Linked DNA regions of Homo sapiens: region 2 is linked to region 1. The links are chromatin loops, found by intact Hi-C in ENCODE. Cell type or tissue: Caco-2. All regions are shown on one strand.

Region 1 (8,000 bases):
CTAGGTATTGATGGAACGTATCTCAAAATAATAAGAGCTATTTATGACAAACCCACAGCCAATATCATACTGAATGGGCAAAAACTGGAAGCATTCCCTTTGAAAACTGGCACAAGACAGGGATGCCCTCTTTCACCACTCCTATTCAACATAGTGTTGGGGAGCTCTGGCCAGGGCAATCAGGCAGGAGAAAGAAACAAAGGGTATTCAATTGGGAAAAGAGGAAGTCAAATTGTCCCTGTTTGCAGATGACATGATTGTATATTTAGAAAACCCCATTGTCTCAGCCCCAAATCTCCTTAAGCTGATAAGCAACTTCAGCAAAGTCTCAGGATACAAAATCAATGTGCAAAAATCACAAGCATTCCTATACACCAATAACAAACAAACAGAGAGCCAAATCATGAGTGAACTCCCATTCACAATTGCTTCAAAGAGAATAAAATACCTAGGAATCCAACTTACAAGGGATGTGAAGGACCTCTTCAAGCAGAAATACAAACCACTGCTCAAAAAAATAAAAGAGGACACAAACAAATGGAAGAACATTCCATGCTCATGGATAGGAAGAGTCAATATCGTGAAAATGGCCATACTGTCCAAGGTAATTTATAGATTCAATGCCATCTCCATCAAGCTATCAATGGCTTTCTTCAGAGAATTGGAAAAAAACTACTTTAAAGTCATACAGACACAAAAAACAGCCCGCATTGCCAAGACAATCCTAAGCCAAAAGAACAAAGCCGGAGGCATCACGCTACCTGACTTGAAACTATACTGCAAGGCTACAGTAATCAAAACACCATAGTACTGGTACCAAAACACATATATAGACCAATGGAACATAACAGAGGCTTCAGAAATCACACCACACATCTACAATCATCTGATCTTTGACAAACCTGACAAAAACAAGCAACGGGGAAAGGATTCCCTGTTTAATATATGGTGCTGGGAAAACTGGCTAGCCGTATGTAGAAAGCTGAAACTGGATACTTTCCTTACACCTTATATAAAAATTAATTCAAGATGGATTAAAGACTTAAATGTTAGACCTAAAACCATAAAAACGCTAGAAGAAAACCTAGGCAATACCATTCAGGACATAGGCATGGGCAAGGACTTCATGACTAAAACATCAAAAGCAATGGCAACAGAAGCCAAAATAGACAAATGGGATATGATTGAACTAAAGAGCTTCTGCACAGCAAAAGAAACTACCATCAGAGTGAACAGGCAACCTACAGAATGGGAGAAAATTTTTGCAATTTACCCATTTTACAAAGGGCTAATATCCAGAATCTATGAAGAACTTACACAAATTTACAAGAAAAAAACAAACGACTCCATCAAAAAGTGGGCAAAGGATATGAACAGACACTTCTCAAAAGAAGACATTTATGCAGCCAACAGACACATGAAAAAATGCTCATCATCACTGGTCATCAGAGAAATGCAAATCAAAACCACAATGAGATACCATCTCACACCAGTTAGAATGGCGATCATTAAAAAGGCAGGAAACAACAGGTGCTAGAGAGATGTGGAGAAATAGGAACACTTTTACACTGTTGATGGGACTGTAAATTAGTTCAACCATTGCGGAAGACTGTGTGGCGATTCCTCAAGGATCTAGAACTAGAAATACCATTTGACCCAGCCATCCCATTACTGGGTATATACCCGAAGGATTATAAATCATGCTGCTATAAAGACACATGCACACGTATGTTTATTGTGGCACTATTCACAATAGCAAAGACTTGGAACCAACCCAAATGTCCAACAATGATAGACTGGATTAAGAAAATGTGGCACATATACACCATGGAATACTATGCAGCCATAAAAAAGGATGTGTTCACGTCCTTTGTAGGGACATGGATGAAGCTGGAAACCATCATTCTGAGCAAACTACTGCAAGGACAGAAAACCAAACACCACATGTTCTCACTCATAGGTGGGAATTGAACAATGAGAACACTTGGACACAGGGTGTCCATCACACACCGGGGCCTGTCATGGGGTTGGGGGAGAGGGGAGGGATAGCATTCGGAGATATACCTAATGTAAATGATGAGTTAATGGGTGCAGCACACCAACATGCCACATGTATACATATGTAACAAACCTGCACGTTGTGTACATGTACCCTAGAACTTAAAGTATAATAAAATAAATAAAATGATACAAATTCTCTTATATGGATATTGCTTACATAAAACTAAAAATCATAAGCTACATCATTACCCAGAAAAATGCGTAATTACAAAAAATATTATGCTCTTGGTAAACATTTATAATTAGTACCACTGTTAATTAAAATGAAAAAATTCATTTAGCATTTTTTTTTCTTTTTTTTTTTTTTGAGATGGAGTCTCACCGTCACCCAGGCTGGAGTGCAGTGGCGCAATCTCAGCTCACTGCAACCTCTGCCTCCTGGGTTCAAGTGATTCTTCTACCTCAGCCTCCCGAGTAGGTGGGACCACAGGCACATGCCATCATGCCCAGCTAATTTTTGTATTTTTAGCAGAGATGCGGTTTCACCATGTTGGCCAGGCTGGTGTTGAACTACTGACCTCATGATCCGCCTGCCTCGGCCTCCTAAAGTGCTGGGATTACAGGTGTGAGCCACCATGCCTGGCCTTAACATTTCTTAATTATCTCTTATAAAGGGATGTTACATATACTTAGATTTTACCTCTTTCGATATCATCTATTGGAGATGCTGGGGACATCTTATCTTCAGATGGAGAATGTTTTACAAGATTGGGAGTCCTGGCTGAATTCCACATTTGTTGTTGCTGTTGTTCTTTACGATACTGAATTTTACTGCTTCCTTCAACTCTGCAATTAAGAATATCAAATATTGAAACAGGTATGACAGCAATGTAACAAAAATTTAACTTACAAAGTTACTAAAACTGACCACTTATTCTTTTCCTAAACATCTTTAGAATAATATTCCATAATTAAAACATTAATTTAGTTCATTATTTAACAAGTATTTATCAAGTTCTATTTCTGTGATACACATGTCCATTGAGGGATACAAACAAGAACAAAAACAAAACCAGTGCCAGGCTTGGCGCCTCATGCCTGTAATCCCAGCATATTGGGAGGCTGAAGTGGGAGGATTACTTGAGGCCAGGAATTCAAGACCAGCCTTGTCAACATAACGAGACCCTGTCTGTATAAAAATAATAAAAATATTAGCTGGGCATGATGATGCACACCTGTAATCTCAGCTATTTAGGAGGCTGTGGGAGGATCATTTGAGCCCAGGAGTTAGAAGCTGCAGTAAGCTATGATTGCGCCACTGCACTCCAGCCTGGGTGACAGAGTGAGACCCTGTCTCATAAAACAAAAACAAAAATCCAGGCTGGTGCAGTGGCTCATGCCTATAATCCCAGCACTTTCGGAGGCTGAGGAAGGAAGATGGTTTGAGGCCAGGAGTTCAAGACCAGCCTGGGCAATATAACGAGACCCTCCATCTCTATTTAAAAATAAATAAAACAACAACCAAAAAAAAAAAAAAGCCATTGCTTAAATTGAACAGATAAGATATTCACAAATGACTAAAATAAAAGGAAAAATATAAGTGTATAACAGGTACGATATATTCCGTAAGTTCTAAGATTATCATTTCTGTTAAAACTAAATCACTTCTAAAGTTTCCATTCATAACTTAAGACAGGCATGATAATAAAGGAGATTCATATACTTTTCTTTCAATATCTTTAAGAAGAGTGTAGTATAATAAAAGTATGCTTGATTTTTGCCTCTCCCATTTCCAGTCACCAAATCCTGTCAGTTCTTCCTTCAAAAAGTCTTTAGAACCTCACTTTCTCTTCATTCCTGCCCTCAAAAATCCTGGTTTATACATTTTTCTGATTCCTACATTGTTTCATTTACTCAGTTTCTCTACTGAATTAATGTTTTAAAACAAAACTGTAAACATGCCAATCCCTGGTTAAAAAGACTTTAATATGTAACGACTACCAGCAAGATAATGTCCTAATTTCTTAGTTAATATTGATGGCACTAACCTCAACCAACAAAATTACAACCTTACCTCTAGCCCAATATCAACATCGCCCCCTACTTTCCAAAACGTATACACAGGTACAGAGACAAACCTCTGCTCCGTTCAAGTAGGTCTTACTCATTGGCCCTGAATAAATCAGATATCAAACTTGTCTTACATTCTCATCTCCTCTCTAATCAATTAAATCGGTATTGCACAAACTTTCTTCTGGTGTGAATCACAGCAGGGCATGGATGGTAGGGGTGAGGGGATATTAAAAAATAGAGTTTCCCAGGATCCTTCCCTGATTTAAGGTTGGATTCGGGAACTAATTTTTAACAAGCACCCAAGGTAATTCTTATGATCCTAACCTCCTCTTAAGGTACATCAAAAAGGCCTCCCTGAATTTTCCAATCTACCATTACTTCTCCTTTTTCTTAATTCCTAGAGCAATTTTTGTCTATACTATTTGCATGGCTTTTAGAGCAAACATCCTTATATTACAGGGTAAGTAATGTGTTACCTATTTCCAAAAAGGATTTGAGATGGGTATATTCTCCTATTGACTTTTTAAATGGAATAGTCTGTTTATCTGAATAAAATGCAGAAGTTTTGAGGTGTTTGCAGAGCAAACTTTCCTTTTTCTAGTACCTTACACATCCTAGGTACTCAATAAATTTTTACTAATGAAGATGAAATTATTTTAGAGAATGTATAATGGCTTCCTTCAATCCAGTTATACAGAAGTATCTACAATAGGATAAAAAGTGTACCTATACCTATAGAAAGCATTTAGAAGCAAAACAAGCTTTTATATATCACAGGGTAATGTGGTAAAACGCTTTTTGCTTAGGATCTCCACCAAATTTAAACTTAGAAAAAGATTAAAACATTTTTGTACCACACAGAAATAACTCCTATATTATAATGTGACTTAATAAATTTTTTATTGACATTTCCTTAGAAATTTATGTTTATAATATAATTTATTTCATTAAACCACATACCTTGTTTTTTTTACAGTGATGTTGCTGCTGAGTTTTTCTAGCCGACATTCTCCAGTATCATGGTTAATAATCAAAATGCATTCTTTTAAGTAAGGTTTTTTTGAACCTTTGAAAACAGTTACTGGTGGAGTTGAACCCTGTTTAAAAAGTTAATTATTATTACTTAAAATTTATCATAGGAATTCACTTGGGAAGGCCTTTGAAATCTTGATTCTGGGTTTCTCCTTCTATGTTATACTTCAAGTCACCCATAAACTACCTAAATTTACTACCCTGAATCCAAAGAGTGTAGTAAAAAAGACAGATGAAGATAGGCTGAAATCTCAAAGCTGCTGTCATTGAGGAAAGGGAAGACAGGAGGTACTCACCTTGGGACAGTAAAGATTTGTTTCTTTGGCCTATAATGAGTAATTGAGATTCAATTCGAACACAACCAATATATTTTATGGATAAGGAAACAGAGCCTTGAATCATATTTTCTATTCCTCCTTTTTTTTTTTTTTTTTTTGAGACAGAGTCTTGCTCTGTTGCCCGGGCTGGAGTGCAGTGGCACGATCTCGGCTCACTGCAACCTCCACCTCCTGGATTCAAGTGATTCTCCTGCCTCAGCCTCCAGAGCAGTTGGGACTATAGGCATGGACAACCACGCCCAGCTAATTTTTATATTTTTAGTAGAGACGGGGTTTCACCATGTTGGTCAGGCTGGTCTCGAACTCCTGACCTCAAGTGATCCACCCATCTCAGTCTCCCAAAGTGCTGTGATTACAGGCAGAAGCCACTGTGCCCAGCCTCCTCATCTTCTTTCTTATTGCTTTATAAGTTTAATTTTTAAAATCTGGCATTTTCTTAAAGCAGTACCTCCCTATGCATATTAAGGAACACCTCTTACACTAAACCCACTAATTAAATTTAGCATAATTAAAAGTAAGATAAGCAGACATTATGTGCTTAATGATGTCATATGAAAGTACACTGCGCCATCCATAAAATACTCTTGCCAAAAACCACACAAAAACCCCAAAGAATTTAATTCTTATCAAACCCCAAAGAATCTGTAATCCAGCCTGCCCTTAGATATATAACTACCAATATATAGAAAATAGAAGGAATAGAGGAACAAGTTAAATACATCCAGATAGAAGTAATTTGAAGTCCAGAATGTAGGTATATTCTCTAGGACAGATAGTACGGTTTTTCCAACAAACCAATGGCATAAAAAAGAGAAGAGAGCCAGGTGCAGGCACTGTAGTACCAGCTACTTGTGGAGGATGGGTGCTGAAGCAGGAGGACAGCTTGAAGCCAGGAGTTCTAGGCTTCAGTGTGACATAATCACACCCGTGAATAGCCACTGCACTCCAACCTGGGCAACACAGTGAGACCCTGTCTCTAAAAAAGATAAATTAAAAAAGGGGTGGAGAAGAAAGGAAGGGACTTTTAAAGAATAAAAGAGACAAGAAATACAATATTCAAATACAATGTAGAAATCTTATTTGGATTCTAGTTAGGACATTTTACAGACAAATGTCTGTAAAAAACACGTTTTTGAGATCATCACAAAATTGTGACTATGGACGAAGTATTATCAATTATGTTATTTGTGATAATAGCATGGTGCTTAGATAGAAATGTCCTTATCAGTTAGAGATACATAAGTAAGCATTGATGAAATGGCACATTGTCTGGGATTTGCTATAAAATATGCCAAGGAAAAAAATGGTAAGACATTAGATTAAAAAATAAAAAGATTAGCAAAATGTTGATAATTGTTAAAGCTCAGTGATGGGTACATGTAATTCATTATACAATTCTGTTGGCAATAAAAGAAACCTAGATCATTACTAATAAACTACATCTACTTACATGCTCCTCCCCTATCTTTTGTCCCTGCTCCATCAAACCTGAAGGAATTTTACGTTTGTCATTCTTTTGCTTTATCCCACATATATGTATTTCTAAACAATTATTTGTGTATGTTTGTCTTTGGAGTTTATAAAAGTACATTAAATTTTAATGGATTTATCATAATAATTTTATCAAATATTACAAAAATAATAAAATAGTACTGTTAGATCAGGTTAGAAAAGGATGACCTCTAAAAAGGCTAAGTGGTGTATCATATTAAAGTTAATCATTAGAGATTTACTAAATGAGCACTAGGAGGAGTATAAGATAAATTAGGTAATTGAAAATGCCATAAAAGATGGGTAGGTTAGAGATTTCTGAAGGTATGGAGGGAAAATTATAAATGTAAAATAAAGGAACAGTTGTTTGTGGGTTTTTTACCTCTCCCAAAGACTAAAGTAATCTACAGAAAATCAAGAATGCACAACACGTAGATGAAGACATGTCTGGGCTAGCTCTAAAACGGTTAGATGTGGAGCACTTAGTTGAAGCCCTGGTAAGCTGGAGAGTCAGGAGCATGATTATAACCAAACAAAGTGGGTCTACTTGGCTGGTAAGTAAATTTTTCAGATGTGTTGACTGAAACAAGTAAGATACCCCAAAATAGTTACCTAAGGACTCCAAATTACAGTTGATAAGAGATTTGTGCAAGATATTCTTAATGATATCTGTACTCTTAATTAGAATGGAATACATCTAAAAATTACAATGTATTATTGTTCTCTGAGCTCCTGAAAATAAGAACTAATCATTAATTTTTAAAAAATTGCTCTCAGCACCTGAAGAAGTATCAAGACCTTTATAAATATTCAATGAAGGTTAAATATGAATAATATAGACAATTTCTGGTCATAAGTAACAAATGAAACAAATCTTTCATAATCTCTACACCTGCCATCTACATTTTGAACAAGTTTTATAAATGTAAACTTTCTCCCTCATTAAATTGAACACCATTCCTAACTTTTAAGCTTCAGTTTCTGTCCATTCCTTATTCAATACCCCAAGAAAGGCAACTACTAAAGTACCAGACAACTACTAAGCATATGAACTATCATTGCCTC
Region 2 (8,000 bases), 240 kb before region 1:
ACAGTATATCAAAACAAAAAAAAATAATTTTACTGTGTGATAGTTTTAAAAAAATCTGTAGTGGCATTTAGGCCTTCCAAGGTCTCGTGAAGCAGAGGAGCTGGTTTGTAAGTTTGTGGGTTATGTTTGTTGGGTTTTTTTCCCTTCTGTCTACCAGGCTCATGGTTGTGGCAGCAAACAACTCATAAGCAACCTAGAGGAGGCTGAAGGGAAAACCCAAATGTGTCAGCTGTCCGCTTTGCTAGGAGCTCCAGGCAAAGATTTAGTAGGTGAAAAATCTTGGACCCAAGGAAAAAATGAATGTAAGACATCTGAGGCCTTTATGGTTATATAAACTTTGTGATGGCCAAATTATCCATGGTTTTTACTATAGGTAATTAGCCATATTATCTTTGTTCAATTAGCTCTATTTTTTCCCCAAAGCAGATTTTTACTGATCCTTCAGAAGCAGACTATAAAAAGTACAAAAGACTTTCAGTTCCCTACTCCCAGACTCTACACTCCCTTCAAATGCACTTCCCAGAAGTGGCTGTCCTCTGCCTTCTCTCTATAGACCCCCCTTTTCCCCTGGGCCCCTCAAGTCCCCCTCCAGTGTTTTTCTAACTCATTTGCAGTCTCATCTGAGAAGGCTAAGAATCTGAACACACACCATTGACCACATACCAAGCACTGACAGTTCAGAATTCATCTGGTGGATGCGAATCATTCCTGTGGGCTTTTTGTGATGGATGATACATTGATACAAGCCCTTGTCCTTGATCTGAAGATTGTGAAGTCTCAGGGTCCAACTGTCCGAATCAAAACTTGTGCGGCCCATATACTTGGAATGAACACTGTCAAATTTCTCTTTGCCTAAGTATACCTCATTCAGAACCAAGTTTTCCTGGTCCTGCCAAAATACTACTAGCTCACTCAGGCTTTGGTTTTGAGAGTTTGCAAATTGGCATGGCAGGTCTGCAGTCTCATTGAAATAAGCTTGAATCTTCAGAGGAGCAGCACCTAAAAAAGAAGGTTAAGGATTAGGGAGGGAGAAACAAGAGGAAAGGGGAAAAAACCTCCATTTCTCTTTATACAATACCCAGATACTATCTTATCAGTAATCATGCTGAAGAATAAGATATTAAGCTCTGGAACTGTGCACATCTGCTTGGCATCTGGAGATTAGGACCTTTGTCCTTGCTTCACCGCTGACTAAATGTGTGGCCTTGTACAAACTGCAATCTTTATGAGCCTCAGTTTCCTCATCTGATTAATGAAGTGGTTGACTAAATGTTCCAAGGGTCTTTCTAGTACTGTGGTTCTGTGAATTTAAATTGCAAGACAGGGAAAAACCAGTAGAGTTAGACAACCCATTCACCCACCAGTTACCTTCCTATAACCTTAATTTTAGTTTTCATCACTGTAGCTGTTACAGGTTCCATAACTTCTACACCATCACCAAAAGCTTTCCCCTCCCCTCCCATCCACATATTCCTTGGTCTGCTATGGTGAAAAGATTGCTGATAATGGTAATAAATTATAGCCCCCCTTTATTATACTTCATTAGTTGGGGAATCACGTTGAGTAACATCTTTGAAATTCAAATAGCTCCCTTTACAGAACTTCCCCTATGACTGCTGCTCCCATGGCCAGCACTTCCAAGGATGTCAAATGCTTTAGAAATGACTTCGATAGTGAACCAAGGCCTTTATTTTCAGTGACCTCTCTAAGCTCTTTCAGAGATCAGAAAGAGAACTGGGCAAATTTGATGGCTGTTTTCGGATTGTGGTGGTCAATGACCATTTAAGGCACATGAGTGAAATGCTGAAAATGAATCATAGATGGGCAGGTGAGGATGTGCTTTGGGAGTATTGGGGAAACCCCAGGCACCACAAACTTGCTGCTCCCAGTATGCACTGACCCTGGACAATTTTACAACCATAGACATCATGCTGGAAGGGTTGAGAGAAAGGCTTTAGTCCTTGAGGACACTTTGGGGTTTGTGGGAAGGATGTGGGCCACCCAACTACTTAAATGTGAATGATCACGGGGTTTGTGTAGGACCTTTTCTAGGTTACAGAATTACTTGAGACTTGGCAAAAAAAAAAAAAAAAAAAAAAAAAAAGTAAGCAGTGGTGGGTGAGAAGTGCGGGGGTGGAGAGTGGGAAGGCTGTTTCTTACTTAATATGAAGTTAGATGCCACCTTGGAGAGGAAGTTAGTGTAAGTTCTAAATAAAATTTCATCATTCAGGATTTATGTGAAGGCATGTTGACATTGAGGAGGAAAGGGAGGAGATGGGTTGATGAGAGAGATGAGAGGAGCTTCATTTGAAGAGTTCTAAGTGGGGGAGTAATTAAATTGATGTGGTTTCTCTTGAAAGAGGGAATAGAAGGACAGATAACAGTGACATGCACTTGTCAAACTAAACTGTGTACAGAGTGGCCCAGTGAGAACACATAATCAAGGGGTTGGTGGTGGTCTTGAACTCTTAGGGAAGCAGACAGCAGGCATCAGTGGGAGTTTGCACAAATATGAATCACTGCCTATTTCACTACACTCACTAGGACCCTGTGAAGTACTTGAGGTATAAAATGCACCACCTGTAGAGGATGCGTACCGGTATTGGAGGGAGGAAGGAAAATCTATATGCGTACCCTGACAGTGAAAGGGAGACCTAAGGAAGATTTAGTGTGTTTATGAATCACCTTACAAGGCAAACCTGAGGCTTCTGCATCTTCTTTGCTGAGCTCTTAATGTAATGCAAGAGTGCCCCCTACTGTAAAAGCTTCTAGCATTGTCTCTGAGGAAATACTGGTTTTAGTCTAAATTGTCATGTAATATAGGACAGATGACCTGATGGAGAAACCAAACACACAGTTAAAAATTCTGCCAATTAACAGTCAATGTTATGTTATTACTCAGCTGTCAGTTGTGCCTTCTGGACCTGGAAATGACTTCGTCTTTAGCTGCTTCTGTCTTCTTGATTTACATATATATATATATATATATATATATATTTTTTTTTTTTTTTTTTTCTGTAGAGCCTCACAGTATCTTCTTTCCTTCCCATCCATTCTGTCCACTCACAGACCAGTCTAACTCCGCTGACCCAGGCCCCTTCTCCCAAAGATTACAACGGCTTTCTCTTCCACTCATCGAGTGCTCCCTTCTTCACCTAGCAACTGAAAGTGTGATGTATGGACCAATGAGATTCACGTCACATGTGGGCTGGTCTGAAACACGGAATCTCTGGCCCCACCCAAGACTTACTGATTCAGAACCTCCATTTTAACAAGAGCTATAGTTTGAGCAGCTGTTGTAGAGAATCTCTGCCTCTGTCTCCAGAGTGGATCACAGAAAATGACATGAAAATTTTTTTTCCATCCATCCCTCCTCAGACTCCCTCTCCTCCCCATGGGGTGGAAATCACTTTGAAATCCATTCTGAGTGGAACTGAAAGTATTTTGCAATTTATACTCCATAGCACCTCACCAACCACTGGCTTCCATGATCTCACACAGAGCCAGGCATGGGGGATGCTGCTAATCCTTTCTCTGACTAAATGGGGAAAGTTTGGCTCAAGGTCTGTGATCACCAAATGACTTCAGGCCTTCCATTTTATGACCCCAGACCTCAAGCCACCTAGCAACTGGACTTACTGGGATTCCATAGGTGGGTAAGCATTGAGAATCTCTCCCTTCCCCAGCACTTGGGTAAGAGGAATGGTCGAAGTCTAGTTACAATGGGTTGCTATGATGTCAGGAACAAGTCGCTCAAGAATCCAGCTAGATGCCTTCGTAATCAGCTGAAGGAATTTGTTTCAAAGGATAATTAAGGACTTCCTGAGCAATACACTCTACTGTTGGAATGCCACTCAAAAACTGTAATTTGCTAGCCTTATGAAGTCTCTGACCCCACTGGGACTTCAGTGTTCCCTGGCTGCTATCCCCAAATGCATATCTTATATGTTTAAGAATTATCTCTTCTTTATGTTCCTATGCTTATCTGTACTAAAAAAAATTCCTTCTTTTACTAAACTTCCTCCAAAGTTTTACTTGGCCCTTTGAAAGCCTCATTCCATTACTTACTACAAGGAAACTCTCCCACATCTTTAACCCCTTCATTGACTGTTTCCCTGAGGTTATTATTTCAGTGAAATCTGGCTTCACCCAAAGGAAGCCACTTGCTCCAGCCCCAGCTACTGTTTGTTTTATCACACTTTGTGGGGACTTTGAGCAACACCTTCCCCTTTTGAGGTGTCTGACTTTCTCATTGCTTGTAGCTACTAAGTCACTACCACCTTGCTAAATGAGGATTTTGGCATTAGATGCAAGGTCTTGCTAACAATTTGGGTGACTTCTTCATGAATGAGTCTAACAACCTTGCCTCAAATTTCTTTGATCTTGTCAACTCCACAGGTCTACACCCGCAGACTATTTCAGCAGCTGCCCCCCACCTTCTTATGACATAACCCTGAAACTTTTCACCTGGAGCAGCTCAGTCCCTAGAATCTTAATCTCAATATACTAATCTCCGTCCACAACCTCCTATTCATCCAGGTTTTGCTCTTGCTTACTCCTTCTACAACTGTTGTTCAACTTAATCAAGACCTCAGCTTTATCCAGACCCTGTAGTGCAGTGTTTTCCACAAGAACTCTTAGTGATAATGGAAATGCTCTGTCTCTGTGCTGAACAATATGATAGCCACCAGCCCCTGTGGCTATTGAGCAATTGATACATAGCTAGTATGACTGAGAAGATGAATTTTTAATCTTATTTAATTTTAATTAATTGAAATTTAAGTAGTCACATATGGCTAGTGGTTATTATATTGGACAATGCAACAATAGTATGTCTTTGTAATTATTCCTTTCCACAACTTCAATAAACACACCCCTTTGTCTCTATAAAATTTACCCTGGGGACACTCTACTTTTGGTCTACATATCTGTTCTTACAACTGGGCAATTGAGCAGTTCTGGAGGAAATTATTCAGTTGTGCGGACTGGTGACATTCCAAATCTGCAGTGTCCTGTCTCACTTCACTCGGCCTCCAGGCTATTCACCTGGTTCACCTCCATTACTTCAAACACAAACCTTGTGCTACTGCTTTTAGTTTCTCTTTCCCTTGGAGTCAAACTCCCTGAAAGAGTAAGCAGCAATTGCTGCCTTTATTCCCAGCCTCCCACCCCCACCTCTCTACTGAAACTCCCTGACAAAGGTTGTTGGTGACTTCACACCATGGCCAAGGCTTGAGCTCTTTTCAGATCTCAACTCATTTGACCGCTGTGTCAAATGCAAGTGTTGGCATCTCTCCTCATTGAAATGCTCTATTCTTTCCCAATCTCTGATTTCCTTGTTAATTTTCTCAAATCACTCTTTAATTTTGGTAACCTTGAGTGCATGTTCTTGGTCTTCTTATTCTCCATACTTTCCTGGTTTTTCTCCTCTAGCCCCACGGATTCAACTGTCAAGTAAAAGCTAATAACTCCCAGGTGCTTATTGCCAGCCTATAACTTTCACTAGAGTTTCAGATACCTGTATTCAACTTCCTGCTGGATGTCTCTATCTAGATAGCAACAGGTACTGTCTTCCTCCCCTTCAGCCTTCCTCTACTCTATCTCAAGGAATGCTCCCCTGTCTGGGAATGACCAGACAACCCTCTTCTGTCTACAATCATCTAAATCATCTGTATAACCAAGATGAATCATTTGTGTACCCAAAATACCCAACAGAGGCTCTACACAAGTGTGTCTGAGGAGATCTAGAACTACTACAGCCAGAGCTGAACTCCAATATGTTAAGAAAAGGGTAGAGGAGACTAATGTAATTGTCTCCTAACTCATCTGCCTGCTCCGTCCTTGTCCCCGGGTCTAGTTTCTCAAGCCAAAATGATCCCTTAAAAATACAGCTCCAATCACATAATCCTCCTGTTCAGAAGCCTCTGATGCCTTCCACCAAACTGAAAAATATATCCAGATCCCTTCCCCTCACACTGAGAACTACATCCAAAGTCCTTCCCCTGGCCTTACAAGACCTCATGTAATTGGGTCCCCAGTACCTATCAGGCCTCTTTCCCCTGCTTACTCTCCCCAGCCACACTGCCTCCCTTGACATTCCTCCAAAAGATCACACACTCTGTCTCAAGTCCTCTTCTCATGTTGTTCCCTCTGTCCAGAAGGTTCTTCCTCCAGACAGTCTCATAGCTTCTCCTTCACTTCATGTAGGTCTTTCATTAAATGCTACCTCCCAGGGAGATTTCTCTAACCATTCTATTGAAGATAGCATCCTGGGCATTCTGTCCCTCATGCTGACTTATATTTATTGTGGTACTTATCATGACATGACATGACACGGTATGTTTGGTTATTGTCTGTCTCTCCTGAGATGTCTGGGTTCTGATTAAAAATCTATGTGTGATTTTTCAGACCTGACCACAGGCAATTAAAGAGGCTTAATCTGACAAGCCTTGCTGAGGAAGTTGCCCTTTCTACAGCAGACTTGGTGCACAGTCAGTGCATGGCAGTCTCTGAAGGGGGCTGCAATCAAGATCTCAGCCTCCCGCCAGTCATGCTTTTTCACATACTTGCAATCTTAGCCCAGGCACCCTCATTCTTAGGTCTCTTTATCTGAGGCTCTGGGGTGAGGTCTTCAGGCACCTCTGCTGAAGCCTCCTCATCATAGAGAAGACACTTTTCTCCACTCGGACTCAGTACCTAGCACTTTTCCACTCCCTGCCTTGAAGACACTGTTTTCCACTCTGACTCAGTACCTAGTATTTTTTCCACTCCTAGCCCTAAAGACACTATTCCCCACGCTAACTCAGTACTTTGTACTTTTCCACTCCTAGCCCTCTCACCTCATTTTCCTCATGAATTCTCCCCACCCTTGGATTCCTCCACCCCCAGGTCCATAAAACTGCTAGAGCCTTTCATTTGGGGCTTCTTCAATGGTAAGGCGACCCCCTAAGTCTGCACTGATTACCTGACCCTCGACTGGTATACTCACTCTATGTGGGGAAATGGAACAGGCAGAGTCTGCCCTTCCTCCCATTTTAGCCTCTTGATTATACCGTCGTAGTAAGAGATTAAAAGCTGAACTATTTTATTTTTGTTTTGCTGCTATAATTGGCTCCTCTGACACCTGACAACTCAGCTCTCTCTCTCCCAGCTCAGCTGAGCACCTGACATCTCCCATTAGAATAAGCTCCATGACAGCAGGGGCTTTGTCACTTTTCCTCACTGTGACATTTCCAGTACCTGCAATTGTCCCTTACAAATATGAAGCACTCAATAAGTAATTGTTGAAGAAAGGAAAGGAAAAATCTCAAGAATAACTAGGGAAATGCAATTTAAACCTCAGTGAGAAACCATTCTTTTTGCCCATTTGATTGGCACGTATTAAAAAAAATACTGGTAATACCCAGTGTCCGCGAGAGTGTTAGGAAAATGGGTCCTAACTGCTGAATTTACTGCTGGTAAAATTCTAAATTGGTACAACCTTTTTGGAGGACAGTTGGTAATATGTAAGAAAATTAATTATGGGCTTAAGCATTGACTTAGCAACTCAATTTCTTAAGAATTCATTCTACAAAAAGATACATGTGCACAAAATTAGAGGTACACAGGTATTCATTGTTTATAAGAACAATACACTGGAAATAAGTTAAATGGTTTAACAAATAATGATACATCCATACAAAGTAATGCCATGTAGCTGTGAAACAGAAAGCTATAGGGCAGTACACTATTATAACTAATAGCATGGATTCTGGACAGCGTGAGTTCAATCTCAGCTCAACTACTCACTGCCTGTGTTACCATAGGCAAATTACTTAACTTCCCTGTGTCTCAGTTTCCTCTTGCAAAAAGCAGGAACAATAATGGTACCTACCTCATAGGTTTGTTGTGAGGATTAAAGAAATGAATATTTGAGTTAGTGTTGGATCAAATACTGGCCTGTGGTAAGCATTAATTGATTTACTTGTTTTTGTTTTTTTATTTATTTTTAACATTATTAA

Evidence for each region. A loop is a pair of places that touch in the nucleus more often than their neighbours do. Peaks named below come from ENCODE experiments on the same cell type or tissue, not always from the same donor. Only the 100,000 strongest peaks of a DNase experiment are listed, where the experiment ranks them.
Region 2: a loop joins it to region 1, with 4 times the contacts of the local background. A loop is called at or near these places in 4 of 110 quality-filtered maps.

What each region holds. Positions count from the first base shown.
Region 1 is chr3:121,851,858-121,859,857 of GRCh38, reverse strand. EAF2 (ELL associated factor 2) reads right to left here. Exons shown (of 6, transcript NM_018456.6): 3 at 5,035-5,171; 4 at 2,702-2,847. Among named protein-coding and RNA genes, the nearest start is that of EAF2, 21 kb to the right of the region's middle. In Caco-2, CTCF peaks have their summits at 3,819 and 4,087; no DNase peak of the experiment used is centred here.
Region 2 is chr3:122,096,511-122,104,510 of GRCh38, reverse strand. It overlaps CD86 (CD86 molecule), which reads right to left. Exons shown (of 7, transcript NM_175862.5): 3 at 664-999. Among named protein-coding and RNA genes, the nearest start is that of CD86, 45 kb to the right of the region's middle. RefSeq lists a silencer at 150-219 and an enhancer at 3,262-3,451. In Caco-2, a CTCF peak has its summit at 2,757 (motif pointing left); a DNase peak (open chromatin) is centred at 3,736.